Linked DNA regions of Homo sapiens: region 2 is linked to region 1. A link is a contact called in ENCODE Hi-C or POLR2A ChIA-PET data. All regions are on one chromosome and are shown on one strand. The core of a region is the stretch at or near the end of the contact, and the rest is flanking DNA. Distances in the headings are between cores, read along the strand shown. Region 1 has its middle 160 kb from the start of LINC02659. Region 2 holds the start of LINC02881 (long intergenic non-protein coding RNA 2881).

Region 1 (7,147 bases), core at 1,789-4,288:
TCTGAGTGTTCATCCAAAAGAATTGACATCAGGATCCAGAAGAAATATTTTTACTACTATGTTTATTACAGCATTATGAAGCCGAGATGTGAAAACAACCCCAAATGTCCATCAACAGATAAATGGATACAGAAAATGTGGTATACACAGATAATGGCTATTACTCAGCCCTAAAAAGAAAATCCTGCCACATTTGACAACATGGATGAAACTTGAGGACATTACGCTAAGCGAAATAAGCCAGTTGCAGAAGGACAAATGCTGCATGATTCCACTTCTATGAATTATCAGAAATATTCACATTCACAGAAGCAGAGAGTAGAATGGTGGTTGCCAGGCTAGGGGTAGGGGGAAATGGGAAGTGATTGTTTTGAGTGGGTACAGAGCTTCAGTTATACAAGATGAGTAAATTCTAGAGATCTGCTTATGACATTATGCCTTTAGTTCACAATATTATATAGTATACTTAAAATGTGTTAAGAGGGTAGAGCTCATGTTAAATATTCTTACTACAATACAATATAATAACACAAAATGCAAGTGAGAATGTGGAAAAATTGGATCACTCATACATTACTAATGGGAATGTGAATTCTTAGTCACTCTGGAAAATAGTTTGACGTTTTCTTTATAAACTAAATATCCACTTGGTGTTTGAGCCAGGACTGCACTCCTGGGCATTTGTCCCAGAAAAGTGAAAATGTTTGCATGCAAAAACCTGTACACAAACATTTGAGGCAGCTCGATTTATAAGAGAGAAAACTAATCCCAGATGCCCTCCAATGGATAAGTGTGGTTAAACAAACTGGTTCCACTGAAAATTATTCAGCAATAAAAAGAAATTGTTGATACATGCAACCTAGATGGATCATAAGGGCATTGTGAGTAGAAAAAAAAAAAGCCCATCTCAAAAGGTCACATACTATATAATTCCATTTATTTAACATTCTCATATTGACAAAATTATAGAAATAGAAATTAGATTGGTGGTTTCTAGGACTTAGGGATGGTGGGGAGGGGTGGGTGGCAGGAGGGAGATCTGGAGATCTTGGTAGTGAGGAAATAGTTCTGTATCTTGATGGGAGTAGTGGATACACAAACTACATATGTGATAAAATAAGCCATAACTACACACACACTTTGCACCAATATCCAAGTCCTGATTTTGATGCTATATTGTATCTCATAAGAAGTAATCATGGGGAAACCTACTGGAAGGGTACACAGGATCTCTCTGTACAATCTTTGCAAACTCCTATTAATCTACAATATTTTTTTAAAGTTTGTGGAAAAGCTTCTGATTTGATCTGATACATGCTGTGAAGAGTAAAAGGATTGGGCTATTTAATTATGAGCTCGAGGGGCACATTATTTGAAAATGTTTGAACACAACAAAAGTAAAAGGTAAAAATAAATAGAAGCTAGTTATATAAAAGAAAGAGACACTTCTCCTCCCGAGTTCTTTCCTGGAGCCACTGTGCAAGAACAGCCAGGCAGCATACAGCCCTCAGGACCATGATGTGCGTGCTGCCCAGGGTCAGGAGACCCCAGATCTGACCAAACCTCCCTGTGTCTGTGCAGCATCTAGGACAGCTGGCCTTGGCCCCCTCCTCTGTACACAGAGGTGATGGAGTGACAAGGCTCCACAGTGCTTTCATCCATCTCCTGGCTTCCTAGACTCACTACAGCAGCACCAAGGAGGCCCTGAGACATTGGCTATACAGAGAGGATGCCCTGTCCCCAGGACACCAGCCTTGCTGCAATAACTGCACATGGTCAGCATTGCATGGCTGGGCTGGAAAGCACAATGCGTGGTGTCTCAGAACTGGGCTTGCATAATGCATTCCCTCTGCCTGGCATCTCCATGCTGCACAGGAGTGAGAGCAACTCCCAATGCCTGCCAACGCAGGGCTTGGCATGTCTCCTCAGAGCCAGGGAGCCAGCAGACTCTGGGCAGAGCCAGGCCCTGCTTAGTGTGTCTGTGAAGACTTCTCCAGAGGCACGAGTAGCCCATCAGCAGTACATGCAGTTGATAGTGCAGATTCAGGCCAGATGGTGGGGGCTTCCAGGAAAGCGGGGATTGCGGAGGAGGACAGGGTGAAGAGTGAAATGCCCTTACCAAACAAACGAAGCAGTATCCTATGGAGTGAACATCCAGAACATCCCTCTTCTTCAAAATTTTTGTAAAATATACACAACATAGAATTTACTATTTTAACCATTTTTAAGTGAGCAATTCAGTGGCATTAAGAACACTCACATTTTTGGGTAACCATCACCACCATCCATCCCCAGAACTTTTCATCATGCCAAACTGAAACTGTACCCCTTAAATGGTAACTCTCCATCCCACTTCCCCCGGTCCTAACAACTACCATGCTGCTTTCTGTCTCTATGAATTTGGCTACTCTAAGTACTTAACATAAGTGGAATCATGCATTTGTCCTTTTGTGTCTGGCTTATTTCGCTTAGCATAATGTCTTCAAGCTTTTTCCATATTGTAGCATGTGCCAGAATTTTCTTTCTTGGCATTCCTTTTTGAGGCTGAATAATAGTCCATTGTATGCATGCACCACACTTGCTTTTCCATTCGTTCATTGATAGGCATTTGGGTTGCTTCCATCTCTTGGCTACTGTGAATAATGCTGCTACGGTCATGGGTGTACGAATATCTCTTCTCTTTCCTGTTTTCAATGTCCAGGACATTCTTATCATTTCCCTTATAAATAAAGGCCAAGTTCTGCCATGGCTGGACTGGGTTTCCCAACTTAAGCCTACTTCCAAGAGGCTACAGGGGCACTACAGAATACAAGGAATTGCTTCCTTAATCTTTCTGAGCCTCAGGATCTAACCTCTGAAAGGGAAATCATACTACAGGAGGTATAAATAGCAGGGAGAAGAGGAAGGCAACACACGAAAGCCCCTCAGCTTTCAAACCAGTGGAGGCTCATTCAATCCCCCACTGCATCCCCAACAGGGAGGAGTGCTTCTCGAGAGGCAGAGAGCATGTGCATGCAGGGGCCTCATGGGTCTGCCCGGTGGGAGTGGAGAGAACAGAGTGACTCACTTGGTGTGAAATCCAGAAGATTGTAGCAAGAGCATGGGACAAAATTCAAAGGGCAAGCACCAGCAGGCATAGTCCAGCCCGAGAACGGACGGCTGTAGGACACACCAAGATTTCACAGCAGGGTTCAAGGGTCAGACAATAGATTGTTAGAGATCCCAGAGCAAGACAGCAGAGGGGGTTCTGGAAGAGAGGAGAAGGGGCTCAGCTGCTGGGGCAGGGAACAGGCAGACCTTTCGTAGCCACCATGGTGGGGAGTGGGGTCTGGCAAGGACAACCCAGAGCCCCACTTCTGGAGAACCTCAAATATTAGAAGACGGACCGTATGGGTCCATTTGCCCCAAGCAATCCTAGGTTAGGCCTGCTGTTCTGGCAAAATCACTTTCAAAATTGCCACATCCTTGGTTTGGAAGATGAATTATAGGTCACAACAGGGTGGTTACCAATGCAGGAGCCAGCACAAGGAATTAGGCCAAAGGTACACAGAAAAGCCGCTGTCACCCAGGAAGGCAGGAACATGCTTGGACAAAGTGGAGAGTGGGGTCTGCCTGAATGGTGCCCCCTGCCTGGGACCCTGTGTCCTTCTTCCCTAAAGTTAGTCAGCCACAGAGCCTGGGGCACACTGACCTTCACCATGACTGTTATGGTGGGGTTGAGGGGGATGAAGGCAAGTATTGATAGCTGAGGGGATTGCATTCCTGCAGAGTGCTTTGTTTCTGTTCAATGAAAATTGCTGAAAATTTTTAATCTTGATACAAAAGTATAGAAGAGTGACTTGTTTGGTTTTTCTGTGGTTCTTGCTTGGCATCTAGCACTGAACTCAGTCTCAATGCTTTGGTTGAGACCTTCCCCTAAGAATCGCACAAAGCTGTGACCTTTTATAATTGTTTGCTTGTTTTTACAAGAATGGGATGGTCCAGATGAGAACATTCAGGTTTGTCCTTTTTTTCTGTGTTTTCTTTTACCATGTGGTCCCATCCTGTCGGCACTATGGCACAGCAGTCTTCCTCAGTGGGGCCTGGCCAGGATAGGCCCCACAGAGCCAGAAACTTTAGGCAATCCTGGGTTTGCCCACTGTTCAGGTGAAGGTTCAAATTTTGCATACTCTTTTCCTTCTCTTGTTGCAAAAATCCTTAACAAAGTATCAGCAAATCAAATTTAGCAATATATAGAAAGAATATACTCCATGACCAAGTGGAGTGTACTCCAGGAGTTCAAGGCTAGTTCAGTACTAAAAAATCTATCTGTGTAATCCACTGTATTAATGGAGAAAGAAATTACATGATCATATCAATGGATACAGAAAAAAACACCATTTATAATTTTTTTTAAACTCTCAGAAAATGAAGAGTAGGGGGAACTTCCGCAACTTGATAGAGTATCAACAAAAAGACCTACAGCTAACATCACACTTAATGGCAAAATGCGAAATACTTTTCTCCAAATGCTGGGAATGAAGCAAGATCTCAACATCATCTGCAACTTCTAGCCAGTGTAGTAAGGCAAGAAAGGGAATAAAAGGCATACATCTTTCCACCTCGAGAATCAGCCCCAGTGTATTTTCCTGGCACCGATGACTGCAGGGCCTAGCACCCAGGGCCTTGTTGAAGGCTTTACCTGGGGAATATCCAAACAAGGAGGCAAGGTAGCAAAGAGCCCATCAGTCCCTGCTTTGCCATGTACATACAGCAACTACCTGACTGTGTGCAAGTTACTCACCTCAGTGTGCCTCAGGAGTTTCATCTGTGAAATGGTGTAACAATAGTACCTGCATCACAGGGTCCTTGTGAGGCTTTAAGGAATTACATCCTCAAAGCACCTAGAACACTGCCTGACCACATGGCAAAAACATGCAAGTATCAGCTATTATTATAGACTGTAATCATTACTCTGGGCTTCTTTTATAGTAAGGAAGAAAATAAAACATCATCAATCTCAAGTGAAGCTGTGGAACGCTGAGGGTGGCTACTTCTACCCCAGGCTATGGCTTTTGACAGGGATCTTGTACTTTGACTCTGCATAATAACCATGACGGGCAGTTAGTTTCCAGAGGAGCAAAACTGGAAGATGATCTCTTCATTCCCCCATCTTTGTAGCCTGTACCATAATCTAGAGGAATATGCTGAGTCTTCCAACCCACTTTCTCATTATCCACTGAAGGCTTTTTTCCCACTGCTTCTCAAACACCTTTATTTTCCTCCCTAGCTCCTTCTTCTCACTCAAGCCTCTCCTCTCCCTCCTCCTCACATGCCTATCATCTTAACTTTTCCACATTAAAACCCTCTTGTAACTGACACGGACCCCTGTGAAACTCCAGGCAATTAATCGAACTCAGCAGAGCTTTTGTAAACCTCTGTAAAAAAGACCACAGGCTCATGTTGCTCTCATATTCTGTTTAAGTGGAACCTACAGAGATCCATGTTGGGCAAAGTTGTTAAGAAAACTACCTTTTATTATTTTATTTAAGGAAGAAATTAAAGATTCAGCTCATATAGACTGGAAAAAAAGAAAACCTCTTTCTACCCTTAAACCTTTCTCAATGCTTATTGCCAACTATAATTTTTTTTTAAAGGCAACCAATGCAGTAAAACTACCACAACAAAGCTGGAGCAAATATGCTAGCTGAGCAGAGGCCAGATTTATGGTCAGAAATATGGAGTGTGTCTCAGCAGGGGCAGGTCGTGAAATCGTATGAGCTAATATCAGAGGTGTGAAAACAGGCATTGTTGTTTAGTTAACTAAAGTCACACAATTAAGCGATTCTCAAAAATCAATTAGCCATATGTTATAACCAAGATGACATGTTTTTATAACTTCTCTCTGGATGTTTTATTGCCAGAGGATGCTCATGTGGGCACTAGAACAAGAAAATAAACCACCAGCCCCAGAGTAAAAGTGCAAAAATTCAGCCATGATTAATTAAGAGTCCAATCTGCACATGATGGAGTAATGAAGCCGGCTGCACGGTGTTGGAAGGATTCCTTCCCTGCACCCCCATTCTGTTGCAAAAAGCCAGAGGTCATTTTATTTCTTTCTCTTTGTTTTTCTGTTCTTTTTAATTTAGCACAGACACAGCTGTGAAAACTGGATATCCATTTGAACTCCATATTTATGCATACAGCTGATGGTTCCAAGGAAACGTCATTTAAGAGCTTTCCATGGAAAATGAAAAACGTATTTCTCAGGAGGAAACCCTGGTGGCATGCTGTTGTTCACGATAGATTTTGTCTTCCTGCCATCCACAAAGGAAGCAACAAATGAGAGGCAGAGCTGGCCTCCTTGTCCCCTGTTGCTGTTGAGCCAGGTGTGGGATAGGGACACAGGAGGACATGCAGTGGCCGTAATACAGAACAAACAGTAGGGTCCATTTTTCACATAGCCACAAATTCCACCCCTTCCTGTAACCACCCCTTGGATCTTGGCCATTCTAGTGTTTTAGTCAACAGAACAGGGCACGAGCCATGTGTACTAGATCCAAACCAGGCCCTCTGCACACCACTAACGCTCTGCCCTCGTTTCTGGAATCTGGCAGACACTGTGTGAACGAGGCTAGGTCACCTGCTGGATTATGAGAAGCTCGTGGCCCTGACTCCCCACCTCTCAGCCAGAATGAAGCCAACCTCCACGCAAGCACAGAGGGCTCCAGACCAGCAGACCCCACCTGACCTGTCAGCTGACCCCAGACCTGAGCAAGCCCAGCTTCCATCAGTTAGCCTGACCTCAACAGCAGAACTGCCCAGCAGGCCTGAAGACTGCCCAGCACTGATAAATAGTTGTTTAAGCCACTCCCTTATGGAGCAGTTTCTTACCCAGTGAAAGCTAACAGATGTAGACAGTCACTCAGAGGCAGTGGTAGCTGTGAAACTTCCAACCACACAGTGCAAGACTGTCAGCCTCTACACACCACGCTGGGCAGCATGGGTCCTGCTGCCTTGCAGTGCCCTTGGAGTGGCATTTAAAAACACCGAGGGAACTCTGTGCTGTGTAGGGTGGCAGAGTGTTGCCAGGCCCACATCCTGTTCTGTCACTAGCTGTATGACTTTACGTCTCAAATGTGAGCCTCAAATTTTTCAACATAAATTG
Region 2 (7,147 bases), core at 3,451-5,950, 220 kb before region 1:
AGTTTGGGCTTAAATGTGATGCTAGTCTTATATAATCAGTTTCAAACAATTTCTAAACTTTCTATGCTTTGGGAACTTTAAAATAGCATCATACTGAATTATTTCCCTCAAAGTCTGATAAAAATCATCTATGACCTGGATTACTTATAAGGGATCCAAAGGAAGGTGGGAAGGAAGTAATTTGCATTTGAAAAAAGCTTTCCCTCCTTGGGATTGGAGTCCTTTGATCAAAAAAAGTAGTTTTACAGTTCTGTGTGGTTAAAATTCATAATCATTTTGTCATTATTTACTACTTGTACTAAGAGAAAAAGGCTTGTAGAATTTCTACCTTATTTAGAATAGACTTTGTTAGGCCTAATTCATTATCAATATTTATAAATACTGAGTTAATACATTACTTTGTCTCTTTGTGGCTTACAATGTTTTCTATGTAGGTACTATGCCAAGTTTGTTAATTACATTATTCACGCTTTGTATGTCCTTTTTTATCTTGTTAATCCACAAAATTCTGTACAATGTGTTAGAGCTTCTCAGTACCAAACAATTTTATCAAATTTTTATGTTTTATATTTTCACATTATTTCCTCTACTAGTATTTGAAATGCAAATGTTCATGACTTCAATGTCTTCATTGTGGATTGTATATTTTATTAATAATATGATCATTTTTGCCTCATTGACTATTTTTAGGCTTTCTTTCTCTATTTGACATAAATATTCCCTCCCTTGCTTTGTCTATATCTGAATTTATCTGCTAGATCCTCGCCTAACTCCTAAGTGTCAAAGTATCAACCTCTATGCTTCATTTTACTTTAGATGGATCAGGTTTTGCTGTTTGAAGCACTCTAGGTACTTAGCCTTTGGATAGGGAAGTTTAGTCCACTTATTTTTGGATGTATTCTGATAACCAATACATTCAGTAATAGTCTTATTTTATCTTTTACATTTATCACATTTCCAGTATTTCTGATTTTATCTTCCTTTCTTTCAGTGGGTTGATCAGTAATATTTTCCTCTTTCGTTTGTTCAGCATTTGGCAAGTTATTTATCCAATTTCTATTGAATATATTTGGGTATATTTCCAAATATACTGGATATTGGATGTTGGATATATTTGGAAATATTTGGATATTGGATAAAGGATATATTTTCCAGTGATTACTTTTCAGTTTTACAAACCCAAATACAACACACAAAAAATCTTAAACTTACATTTTGCTATAATTATAAAAAATAAAATGGTTCCCATGAAACAGTTTTGGAAGAGAAAGATCTTTACTTCCCTCCCTCCTCCTATCTTCTCATATCAGATGGGGATACCCCAGAGCTGGAGAGGTGGCCAGGGAGAAGTTTGGATTCAGCCTTTTCTGGAGGAAATGAGTTCAGTGTGGCTTTGTCTATGTCACAGAGATCCTATTCAGGGACAGAAAATGATGAGTGAAGCACATGACAATAGAAACGACTATTATGTGGGAGGAGAGGAGGTGAACACGTTGGAATACTGTGTTTCTTTTACAACTGTTTTGTTCTTCTTTTAATTGACCCAGGTTTGAACTGTGCTGTTTATGACAGCTTTTGTTTTCATAAGTATGTGGAATGAGCATTTGAAAACGTGTTTGTGGTGTTGATGGTAGGAGCTGGGTGTAGGAATGTGTACTTTGTGGTGTGCCTGTGGCTTGTGTCTCTGTATGTGGTGTGTGTATGCAGTGTGTGTGGATGTGTGGTATGTTTGTGGTATATGTGTCTATGTGCACAGTTTGTGTGTTTGTGTGATTTGGATGCTGTTTTCTGTGGTATCTGGAAGTATAATGTGGAATTCGTGTAGGCAGTGTGTGTGCCTGTGATGTGTGCATGGTGTGCCCAGTGTGGTATGAGTGGCAAGTGTGTGTCTAGGTGGTATATCATGCACTTGTGTATAGCATACATGGTATCGTGTGCATGTGTGTTGTGGTGTGTGTGGCAAGCGTGTGTGTATTGTGTCGTATGTGTGGGATATTTGTGTGGATGTTGTAATATGTCTGGTGTGTGTGTGTGATGTGTGTAGTGTGTCTGGTGTGTGTGGGTGGTGTAACATGCAGTAGCATACATGGTGTGGCATGATGTGTGGCATGTGTAGGTGCATTTGTGGATGATGTGGTATGTTTAGCATGTGTGACTATGGTGCGGTGCGGTGTGGTGTGTCTTGTGTATATCATATGTGATGTGGGTGGGATGGGTGGTGTGTGTGTATGCATGTGTGGCATGTGTGACTACATGTGTGCTGTGTGCATATGAATGTGTGGTGCGTGTGTATGCATGTGGGGCCTGTGTGTATGTATGTGGGGCATGTGTGTGTAATGTGTGTGTATGCATGTGTGCCATGTGCGTTCTGGTTAGGAGTCTGTCTCTGGAAGGCGACAGAAGGACAATAAGATGCATTTTCACTCCAGGCTGGCAGGTCCTGGTGGGGACTGGGCTGAGAGGACTGAAATGACACAGCCTTGCCTTGCTCCCAGGCCCCACAGAGGCATCCTTTCAGAAATGGCAAGCGCCGCCCCTCAGGATGGGGAGTGTACTGAGGCGGAGGTATTATGACGCATTGCCCAGGAACTGATTACAGCCTTTCTGAAAATATCAGAACAAACCAAAGTACTTTTTTTCTCTCACTCAACAACAATCAACACAGAAGACTTCTGTGACCAAATGTGTGGGTTTTCTCCCCACCACAAGCAAGAAGGCAGTTCTACATCGGACAATTCCAACATCGACACCTTCTACCTGGAGGTGGCCTCACACCCCACAAGCCCAAGCCTCATGTCCCAAGCCTGCCCTCCACTTCCAATGCCAATGGCAAGGTGGTCTTACCTGTGCTTCTGACCCACTGGCGTTCCCACGAATCAATGTTCCCAGGACGCCTCCTAACACTTGAATAATTCGCTAGAGCAGCTCACAGAGCTCAGGGAAAGGCCTACTTACATTTACTATAAAGGATGTTACAGAGGAGAGAGACACAGAGATGCCTGGGGCAAGACATATGAGGAGGGCGAGAAGCTTCCATGCCCTCCTGGGGCTGTCGAACTAAAACGAAGAAGCTGAAAGTTTTGCTCCAAATGCCATTGTTTATCCATTTTTGACCACCTGATCTGTTCCATTAGCTTCAAAAGATGCCTTTTCATTTGTTTCGTTTTGCCTTCGATGGCCTTCCGCCTGCCGCAAGCAACCCTCTAGAATATGGGCCTGTGCTTGGCTTTTCTACACAAACATGAGCAGCCTTCAATTACTGGGGGACATTCATTTCCTCCTTCCAACTAGAGAGCGAGGAGTGTCCCGGGGAGAGTGGGTCCTTGAGCTCCTCTGGGCCTTGCTTGGGACTTGGTCCAGGAGGTTATGGGAAGAAACTGGTTTAGAAGCTGACCTCATGGGTTCGCTATTCTTATGTAACACTTAGGAAGAGCAGAGACCCACGCGATTCAGTCCCAGAGCAATGTTGCGGTCAAGAGAACACAGTCCAGCTACCAACAGTTATTTCAAAATAATTCAAGCTCTTTGTTTATATTTCTGAAAGAAAGAAAGAAAAAAAAAGGGTGGCCCAGCTGGAAACTCGGCTTTAAGTCCCCTTTCAGGGGGCCCTCAGGTGGGCACCTGCTTGGAAACCTCTCCACCCCTCCAAACACCCTTTTCCTCTCTGAGTGTTCATTTGTTGATCCAGATTCTGAATAAATGAAGCCGTACAGAATCCACCTGGCAAAAATGGAAACTGCCTGGAGGCCAGGGCTGAGGGAAGGCCTGGAGCAGAGCCGGTGCGCGACCTCGCAGTGAGCAGGGAGGGCAGGCTGGGGACGTTCACCACCCAGAACGCCTCTGCTCCCCGCAACCCTGAGACTCCAGGCTCCCCTGTTCCTCCCTCCGGGAGACCCTGCCCGTCCTCCCCGCGGGGCTCCTTCGCAGTTCGGGGGAAGGGACGGGTTGCGTCCTCGGGACCTTTCTCTGCAGCCACAGCAGCGCATCCCAGCACCTCCTCCAGGAGCCCCGCCACCTCCTGCCACCCGGACTTTCCCCACAGCGCAGCGTCCCCTCGTCCTCTCAGGGCTGGAACAGCGGTACCCGCAGACAGTGCAAAAGGGAAGTCCCTGTTGCCTTCCCATGCAAACTGTAGGGCGCTTACAGCTGCTGGGAGAGGAAAGGAAAGAAGAAATACAGTGAGTGTGATATGGGTACAAAGAAACCAACACGGAGCTTCCGTGGGCCTAGAAAGGAGCCCCCAGGAGAAGTACACTGGGCCTGCGTCATCGCCTGCCTTCAGCGGGCTCCATCCTTCCCCAGGCCCCCCTCCCCACCCACCTCCCACCCGCGGTCCTCCCGAGGCCCCCCTCCCCGCCCCCCCTTCTCGCTTCCCCATCCCCCTCCCACCCGCGGCCCTCCCGAAGCCCCCCTCCCCACCTCCCCACCTCCATTCTTCGCCTCCCCAACCCCGCTCCGAGTCTCCCCGCCTCCCTATCCCGCCTCCCACCCGCGGCCCTCCCGACGCCCCCTTCACCTCCCCACTCCCGAGGCCCTCCTGAGGCCCCTGGGCTCCCGCTCCTCCGAGTTGCCTGCGGCCGAGTCCTGGCGCGGCCTGGGACTGCCTGTTGGGGGGAGGGGGTGGGGGGGGGTCGTTCCCAAAGAAGGGGAAGGAGGCCTTTCGTGAGCATCTGAGGAGTACATCCTCATTTTGTCTTCTCACTCTGTCCACCCAGAGCCTGTGACCCGGATCCAACCCGCGGCGCACAGACCCCGGCTCTGGGCACCCCTGGTGAGCGCCTTCTGCGCCAGAGCTCCGTACAGCACCAGCCCGCGCTCTCCCCCAGCTTCTGTTCATTTGCTGCAGTCCTGACGGGTCAGTTGCCTGAGCATCCATGCTGCCATCCATACAAACCCAGGCACGCAGAGATGTACATCCTTTACCCAGGGTGACACCATGTGGAGCTGAATCCAAGTCCGGGAGTCTGATGACCGTGTCTGGGCTCTGACCGCGCAGCCGTCTCACAGTGAAACAAATTGCGGACTGGCCTTGTCCTGAGTGGCCTTAGGAAGCTGCAGTGGCCTGCAGTCTCCTGGCCAGTCTGTAGAATTTGGCAAAGATGAGGCACCTTATAGCCTTACATGTTCTTATTTTTCTTTCCTTTTCTCTTCTTTATTTTCTTTTTTAAGGATTTGAATTAGTATATGTAAAGTGCTTAACGCAGGAGCTGGCAGAGAAAGTGGATACTCAGTAAATAACAGCAATTGTTAATTGTAAAAAGCATGCCACTTATCTGGTAAAATCCCCCATTCTAAGCACCCTGTTAAGTAGTTGGTAATTCCTCACTTGAAAGAAATTAAAAAGAATTTTTGTCAGTTTTTTAAAATATTGTTTTATTGTGATAAAATATTCATAACATAAATTTCACTCTTTTAATACTTTTTAAGTGTACAATGCAGATTAATAAGAGAAATGCATACAAATTTATTAACGTGTACACGGGAAAAATAAGGTGATTACCCAATATCCCATGAGGTCCAGATACTTATACAGCGTTTTTTCAGAGAGGAGGGTGGAAGGCGGAATGTAGGTGATTCTGTTGAGGGGCAATAAATTATTATTAAGGAGAATGAATGGGTCAAGAAACAGAGAGTTATTCGTAAATGGTTCTCTTTGAAAATTTAATAAGCTGGAGAAATGGATTATTTTTTTGAAAGCGTCTGTTCAGGTGTGGTCACGTGTTGGTTTTCTTTTCTGCAATAGATAATGAGATAAGAGGGAGGAGAAGGAAAAGTAATTGTTCTCTTTGGTGGGTCTGCAGGGTCTTCATGTAGATAAGGGAGAGGACTCTTCCAGCTTCTGTTGATCTTGAGGGACTTTAATTGAAAATACTCATACCAGGGAGCCATATTTTGGGGCCAAGTTCCCTGCGCTCCTTCAATCCTCCTGTTTGGAACTTCCCTAGAATTTCACATTATCAACAGCTGAATCAGTGATTATGGAGAGATTTGGGTTAGAGGAAAAGAAGGCAAAGAAGGGGAAAAAACAAATTGGGATAAGCAGAAAAGAAAAATAAATAAATATGTTGTCCCATATCTTCTTGAATCAGTCTCTTAGTCCTAAGAGTAGAAGCATTTGGTCAAACAGCTGTGTCCATTCTAGGAGGTGGCACTACAGAGGGGCTGGGCTTCTACAGCTGATGCAGGCAAGCTGGTCTTTAATAAGAGGCATTTCTATGGAAACAAAGAAAAACAAAGGTTTTTCTTAATGTCTGGAATAGTCCATAATAAACTAGTTTTTCTAGAGTCTCAGAAGTATCTTCAGATTGTAGTGGTAATCTTACAGATTTTCCTGGATTATAGTTTGAATTACGTGTTCATGTGAACTTCCTGAGTAGCCCATACATCAGCAGGCACAAAGGCTGTGTACATGTGAGTTGCTGTGCTGACTCCTCCTGAAGTTTATATCAAGTTGTCTAACTTTAGTTTGCAGGGCTTCAAGAAAAGCAGTTTTAAATTCTAGTGATTCCAAGTGAGAAAAATGAGAGAAAAGTTCAAAAGCATTAGTTTGAAGACTTGCAGCCAAGAAAGAATTCAGGATTTAGTCCAAATTGTAGGAAAATAATAAAAACTCAAAAACAATGGGCAAGACTAGAATCTGATAACAGGCATACTGTACTTGTCTTCTGAAATGCAATTTTTCTCTCCCGTTTCCCCGTTTTTACCAAGGATAAATCATAATTATGCTTGACAACATATATCATGATATATCAAAATAATAACATATTCAGAAAAATATGACTAAAAAATTAAACTCCATTATTTATTTGAGATTTGACAATGCTTCCCATATGATTTTAACATACCAAATAAGCTAAATATATCTTTCTTAGATTTCTAGAGGTTACTTTTGGAAAAGATTTAATTTTAGAAACTGAAATTTGACTTTGGGTAGTATATCAAATATTAAAGGTTTAAAACACTTGATCAAATTAGGATCACAGTTCACTGTAAATAATAGTCATTCATTTAACCAAAGCAATAATTCAAAAATTTCAAACAACCTTTACTCTTTGAGAGAGAAGACTCAGTTATCTAAATAATCAAAAGACCTAATAAAGATCTTTTTTTGCAGTTTACTCAAAAGTTGAACAAAAGCCTTTTACTA

The links. Hi-C counts contacts between places; a loop is a spot of excess contacts on that map. ChIA-PET counts read pairs that join two places held with the same protein, here RNA polymerase II (POLR2A). Pooled maps may share reads with other maps.
Region 2: a loop to region 1 is called in a pooled map, with 2.0 times the contacts of the local background. The contact joins the promoter of LINC02881 here to the enhancer-like site in region 1. A Hi-C loop is called at or near these places in 1 of 168 maps with a recorded cell type or tissue (chondrocyte) and 4 of 50 pooled maps. POLR2A ChIA-PET finds 5 or more read pairs at or near these places in 1 of 52 experiments (BJ).

What each region holds. Positions count from the first base shown.
Region 1 is chr10:44,065,239-44,072,385 of GRCh38, reverse strand. No RefSeq gene overlaps it. Among named protein-coding and RNA genes, the nearest start is that of LINC02659, 160 kb to the right of the region's middle. Within about 2 kb of position 3,038, at least 5 of the 41 ENCODE cell types and tissues checked have a DNase peak (open chromatin) inside an H3K27ac peak, as active enhancers do.
Region 2 is chr10:44,290,303-44,297,449 of GRCh38, reverse strand. LINC02881 (long intergenic non-protein coding RNA 2881) reads right to left here and starts at 4,700. Exons shown (of 3, transcript NR_164139.1): 1 at 4,517-4,700; 2 at 3,961-4,149; 3 at 2,801-3,537. LOC124902544 (a long non-coding RNA gene) reads left to right here. Exons shown (of 3, transcript XR_007062369.1): 3 at 2,496-3,536.